Linked DNA regions of Homo sapiens: region 2 is linked to region 1. The links are chromatin loops, found by intact Hi-C in ENCODE. Cell type or tissue: dorsolateral prefrontal cortex. All regions are shown on one strand. Each heading gives the region's core, and the rest is flanking DNA. Links, peaks and the distances in the headings are about the cores only.

The links. Hi-C counts contacts between places; a loop is a spot of excess contacts. Peaks named below come from ENCODE experiments on the same cell type or tissue, not always from the same donor. Only the 100,000 strongest peaks of a DNase experiment are listed, where the experiment ranks them.
Region 2: it touches region 1 in a loop (2.0-fold over the local background); 3 of 110 quality-filtered maps call a loop at or near these places.

What each region holds. Positions count from the first base shown.
Region 1 is chr10:85,318,729-85,321,643 of GRCh38, reverse strand. No RefSeq gene overlaps it. Among named protein-coding and RNA genes, the nearest start is that of LINC02647, 110 kb to the left of the region's middle. In dorsolateral prefrontal cortex, for the core only: no CTCF peak of the experiment used is centred there; DNase peaks (open chromatin) are centred at 1,603 and 2,367; H3K4me3 peaks cover 726 bases; H3K27ac peaks cover 2,042 bases.
Region 2 is chr10:85,491,575-85,494,489 of GRCh38, reverse strand. LINC01520 (long intergenic non-protein coding RNA 1520) reads right to left here. Exons shown (of 6, transcript NR_120671.1): 6 at 2,489-2,665. Among named protein-coding and RNA genes, the nearest start is that of LINC01520, 43 kb to the right of the region's middle. RefSeq lists an enhancer at 1,105-1,914. In dorsolateral prefrontal cortex, for the core only: no CTCF peak of the experiment used is centred there; a DNase peak (open chromatin) is centred at 1,697; H3K27ac peaks cover 810 bases.

The DNA.
Region 1 (2,915 bases), core at 96-2,595:
AAGAACACAGAAGGTCTGGTAATTTCCTTTCAGCATTGAAAGCAAGCTGAGCTTCCTGAAGCATTCACTGTGGTTTCATCTCCAGGTTCCATGAAGAAAAGGTCTGATCCTTCTCCCACATTCTGGTGCCTCAATGACTTCTTGACAGTAACATTCCTTGCTGGGACTTTTCTTTGTCAAAGCCTTACCCTATTGTCTTCTTTGCCTGGAACTGATGCTCTGACCTGATCCACTGTGTAACAAACAGAAATAGGCATTGGAGATTTAGCATCGAGTTGGACCTAAGAGCTCAGATTTCTGATTTGTGAAATAGGAATAAGGGTCCCCACCTCACAGGCGTGTTGTGAGAAGATGTAGCAAACTCATGTATTTCTTTGCCTCCTTCCCATTCTGAATCCACATGATTTAACCAGAAATGTATTTTTAACTGAACTATGGGGGGATGATTGGTGGAGATCCAGGAGTTTGGCCTTTTTCCATGGTTAAGGATAAAGCCCAATATTAAGAAAGGAGAAAGAGAGATCCATTGCAGTGCATTCATCTGTTCTTCCCCCCAAACTATTGCATAATTACATTGCCTGAAAGCTATGTAATTAGAAGTTATAATCCTTATCCCGTTATAGTTGATTTGAACTTTAACAAATTTTAAATTTAAGCAATATGCATATGGTCTATTATGTTTATAAAAATAAGAAAAAAAAAGCAGAATACAACCACAGTTTAAGTAGAGATGATTGTTTTAAATGCTTGCCTCTTCCCCAACCCCAGCCAGAGGTGAAGCTGATGTCTCATAGTTGTAGATTCCCTTGATTGCTTGCTTATGCGTTTCCCTTTCCCTGAAAGTCACCAAAAATAAACTTTTAGCAAATAATTTGAATATTTTAATTTTTAAAACAAACTTCATTAAGCATTTACCAAGTACCAAACACAATGATTGTGTTGGATTACTTTTTCTTTCTTAAGTAATTCTAATATATCCCACTGTCTGATAACCATAGGGCATTAGAAGCTACTGGAAAGCATGCGGTAGGGAGACAGGACACAATTCCCTTCCCCTTGATCTGTAGCTTGAGTCCTGGTCTGGGTCGAAGACTCCTGCCCTCTCTGGTATGGTCCAGGGTGGGGGATGAGGAAGATGTGGGAAGGGGGGTGGGCCCAAGGACATGTCCCTCAGGGATGGAAAACAGACAGCTGCCATTCAGGAGGATGGAGCATCAAACCCCATTCTACCCCAAGCCAGAAACTGTGTTCCTTTAAAGCATCTGAGCTCAGGTGCAGGATTTCTCAGTAAGACCACAGGGTATGGAGGCAACGACTTGGCTTATACCTGGTGAGTGTGGGAGTCACAGACCTTATCAGAACTTCTGAGTGGACATGAGTGATGCCAGGAGCTGAATCCCACCACAGGATAAAGGAAGGTAGGGCTGGGCAACATAACATCAAACCAGGAACAGAGCAGAAAGCCCATGAACAGGCTGCAGACACCTTATGTGGCTGGCCTGATAACCGTTCCTGCTCTCGCTTAGCGCCCTGGGGCTCTGCTGTCTCAGGGACACCTCAGGCCATTGCTGGAGGAGGAGTTCTGGCAACACAGTGGGGTGAGTGATCACAGCCTCTGGCACTGGATGGTAGACTTCTCTCTGCAGCTGGCAGAGCCCTGGCAGGCAGATTCTTCCCAAGCATGCAAGTGGAGGCCAGGGAACTGAGACCCAGGAAACAGTTTCTGCTTAGTGATGAAAGGAGTTTTTGCACCTCACCCTGCTCCACTCTCCTCCAACCAATGGTCCTTTTCCTGCTCAGATAAGATGCTCACACTAGGGTGCCAAAGATTAATTATTTAGTGTCAGTGGAGGGTGGTATTTTTGATGATAAAGAGTTTCACGTAACTGCTAAGTATTATTATAATTAGAGAGCTAAGCAGATACATTTATCCTGCATCTAGTAATTAGGCAGGGAAGTAAATTAATTTTTCCCTATCCATGCTCATTTTCTTGTTGGTTATTTTTATATCAAGCACAAGGAGACAGCTTTATCTGTTTCATTATGGATTATATATGCTGTGCTCCTCTGTCCAACCAATTTAGATAAAAGTGGATCTGCCCTAGAGAAACTTCATTTGGGAGAGTGTGGTAGGAGGAGGAGATAAGGCCTTCTTGTCTAAGTGACTTATAAATAGCGGGCAAATAAATAGAAAGTCCCAGCTGCTGTTGGGAAAAAAAAAAAAAGAGTGCGCGTGTGTGTGTGTGTTTCTTCTATTACTGTATAATTAGCATGAGTCACTGTCCTCTTTGCTGGGAGTGCATGATGCAAAGAAGGAGGAGGTGTAAAGGAAGACAATTGGTGGACATTCAGCCGGGAGGAAGAGAGCCAGGCCTGGGTCTGAGGAAGGTGCTGGTCTTCACTGAGTTTCCAAGATACAGGAAGCTCAGAACAAATGGTGCACAAACAGCTCTCTAGTCCTTGTGGGGTGAGCCAGGAGAAAAGAAGCATCACTGTTGAATGTGTTCCATACAGGAGACATTGTGGATGCATGTACATGATGTGTAATGCTGCATTTCATTTCCTCTTTGAGGCCCCATTCCCCTGGAGGTTTAAGTGCTGCCGATCTATGATCTTCCCATCATTTTTCTCTGATGCACGTACCTCTGGGGGACAGAGAGCTCATTTACTCCTTGATGACGCCCATGCAGACAAGCTCTGAGATAACTTCATATCCTAGGTGGCTTGCAATCAATCACATTCCCAGAGAAAGGCAAAGCCTCTCCAAGCCTGGCTCTGTCTGAGCAAAATCGACCTTACACTGGGTTGTTACTAGAGTGAGGTGTTACTCCTGCACTACTGGGAAATCATTCTACTGCTCTACACCTTCCTGCCTGTCTGCCACTATATGCCCCCACTCCACAGACACACAGACA
Region 2 (2,915 bases), core at 293-2,792, 170 kb before region 1:
GAGCAACTGTATGGCAGATGTTAAGGAAATAAAAGCATTAATGGAAATTTTTCTTCTTTCTTTTAGATAGGAGATATTAGAGTATGTTTATATACTAATGGTAATTCTGCAAAAGAGAAAGGGATATCAATGAGGCTGAACCCAGAAAAAACTAAAAATGTTGAAATATTTGAAGATGGTGGGCGTGAGCTGCAGGCCATGAATGGAGTGATTGGCCTTTAAAAAAATCAGCTCTCCAGAGAAAGGATGCTTGAAGTAGGTCCAGATGAGCATAAGTATGAGAAGCTTTTCAGGTATGAGTATTAGAAGCTATCTCTGTCCTCTGTGAGTTATGGGTGTCAGCACGTTGTCAGGCTCATCTCAGCCTCCAGAGCCTTCTTTCTGTTCACATAGTGGACCACTGTTCATCCTACTGGAGCACCTCTGCCCATGCTGTCTGCTGCATAAAATGATTATACTCTCAGCCTCCCTCACGTGGCTAATACTATATATCCTGTAAATCTCAGTGGAATTGCCAAGTATGCAGGAAAGCACACTCTGACTCCCCAGGGCACATTCTCAGCTCTGAGGGCAACTTTCCCTCACAGCACATATCCACATTGTAATTGCATATTCATTTTATTTAGGCTGTCCTCCCACAAGACAGTTTGTGCTATGTATTCTGGGAGTATTTCTTCTTTGAACCAACCTCTGGCATAGTGCCTAGCGTCTTGTAGGTGCCATTTTTTGAATGCATGAATACATGAATAAGTGAAGGTCGTGCAGGAGTATTCTTAGAAATATTATTTGATAAATCAGAATTTGTTGGCAAGAAATGTTATTTGCAATAATGCTTCCGCTTACTGATCAAATGCTCTAATATATTTAACCCGATAAATCATAGATTCATTTAGACAGCCATTCAGTAATAAACATGTATTTAGTAACAATGTTATGCCAGGTACTGAGAAAGGCAGTGCCACGGGACAGGGAAGGGTCACAGAAGCAATTCAGGTTTATGTGAGTAGAAGAGTTGTGGAAACAGACTCTTGCACTGGAGTTGTAGAGTTTACACTTACATTCTAACTCTTTTGTTTACAAATTTATTGGCATTGGTCAAGCCTCCCAAATTCTGTAAGCTGTTATCTCCTTATTAAAAAAATGAGACTCAACCTTAATCCCTTACAATATTGCTGTGAAGACTGCATATGGTGACCTTTGTGAAGACTTGTAGGGTGCCTGGTGCAAAACTCTGTTCTGCCCTTGGTTAATATCTAAGGGAGAAGTAAGGCAGGGAGCTTGGGTCCTAAGTATACACTGATTCTGCACATGAATGAAGCTGGGGAACTGTTGCTAAAAGAGGTCTTGAGTTGATTCTCAGATCATTAGATGAATGCAGTGTCACAGCTGGAAGGAACTTAAAATTCATGTTGTCAGAATACCTTCTATATAGGTGAGGCCTCTAGGGCTCTGAGAGGGGAAGGGCTTCTGCAGGTCCAGGGCTTCATCTCAGAGCAGAGGGCCAGCTGTATCTTAGAGACGGCACACTTCTTCTTCCCTTGCCAGTGGGGATTCTCAGCTGGGGTGCTAACAGGCAAGCTATTTTGAGCCAGGAGTTGTATAAAGAAAGGCTCACAGCAGTGCCCAACCTTGGTCTTGCCATTGTGTTGGCATCCTGTGATGCCTCCCTCCTTACAAGGCACTTTGTGTCAGCAGGAATGTGAGGCAAGTTGTGAAATTCAATTAATTCTACAGCCAGCCCACGTACCTCCCTCCAGGGCTGGCCCAGCCGGGATGATGCAGCACTACCCTCTCTAAAAAATAGGCTTCCTGACCCGTCTCCTTCCCTTCCAGCAGCCCCTCCTCAGGTCCTCCCCTGCTTTCTCTCCATGTCTTCACAGAAGACAAAGCTCATCTCTATGGGGATGTGTTTCTATATTAAAATACTGTTGCATAGCTAATTTTTATTTGGAATCTCTGGAAGCTTAAATTATAGAATTGCTTTTGTTGAAGTTGGGAGGGAGTGACAAAGATACTCCGCCTTCTCTCTTGAGTACTAATGGGTAAAAACAAAAAGCACAGATACCTATCTGACTAATATGTTTCCAGGATGTGCCTGTAATCTTGAAATACAGGAGTTCTAGGTAACTGAAACCAAGATAGGGCCAACAGTTCTCTCTCCTATGAAGGGGGGTGCGAGGGGCAGAGACTTGCCCTGGTTTTAGTGCATGGATTGAGAAAGCAAAGAGTCCAACATCCTTGTAAGAGGCCTAGATATCAGGAAGTGAGAGAAGGAGAAATCTGATTCCATTTTTGAGGCAAATTAAGTGCTCATTCAAACCTAGTGAGTATCCTGGACTCTAAGTATGGAAAGAGAAAATTTGTAAGAGTGCAGAGACAAGCTGAAATTTTTCACTACAATGTTTTCTCCTCCTGAGTAGTAAAATAAAATCCTTTTTCCATGGACAAAGTGAACACACAGAAATACTGGATCTCCCCTGACACTGTCTAAAATATTTAAACTGATTTTATTAAATTTGAGAGTTAAGATCAACCAGGATTACAGTTGTCCTTTTAGAGGCTGAAAATCAATGACCTTCTGGAGCAATCCCGTCCGTTCCTTCATGAAGCCGCTCCTCATTAGAGGTGGAAAGCTCAGATATGAATCTCTCACCTCCAGGAAACTCTGAAATGGGTTAGACAGGGCCATTAATTAAATTTAATTTTAAGGTCAAATTTTCCCCTTATCAGACGGTTTATCCACGATTCTGTTTTCATTCCACATTAAGTCTATCCATATTGTTCAACAGAAAACACTGGGAAAAGTGGTATAATGAACACTGTGTGATACTAGCATTTCTGAAGCTGAGTTATCCATCTTTAGACCCTTATTTGCCCCATATTTGTGATGATCCCACAAAATCACATAAAAATCA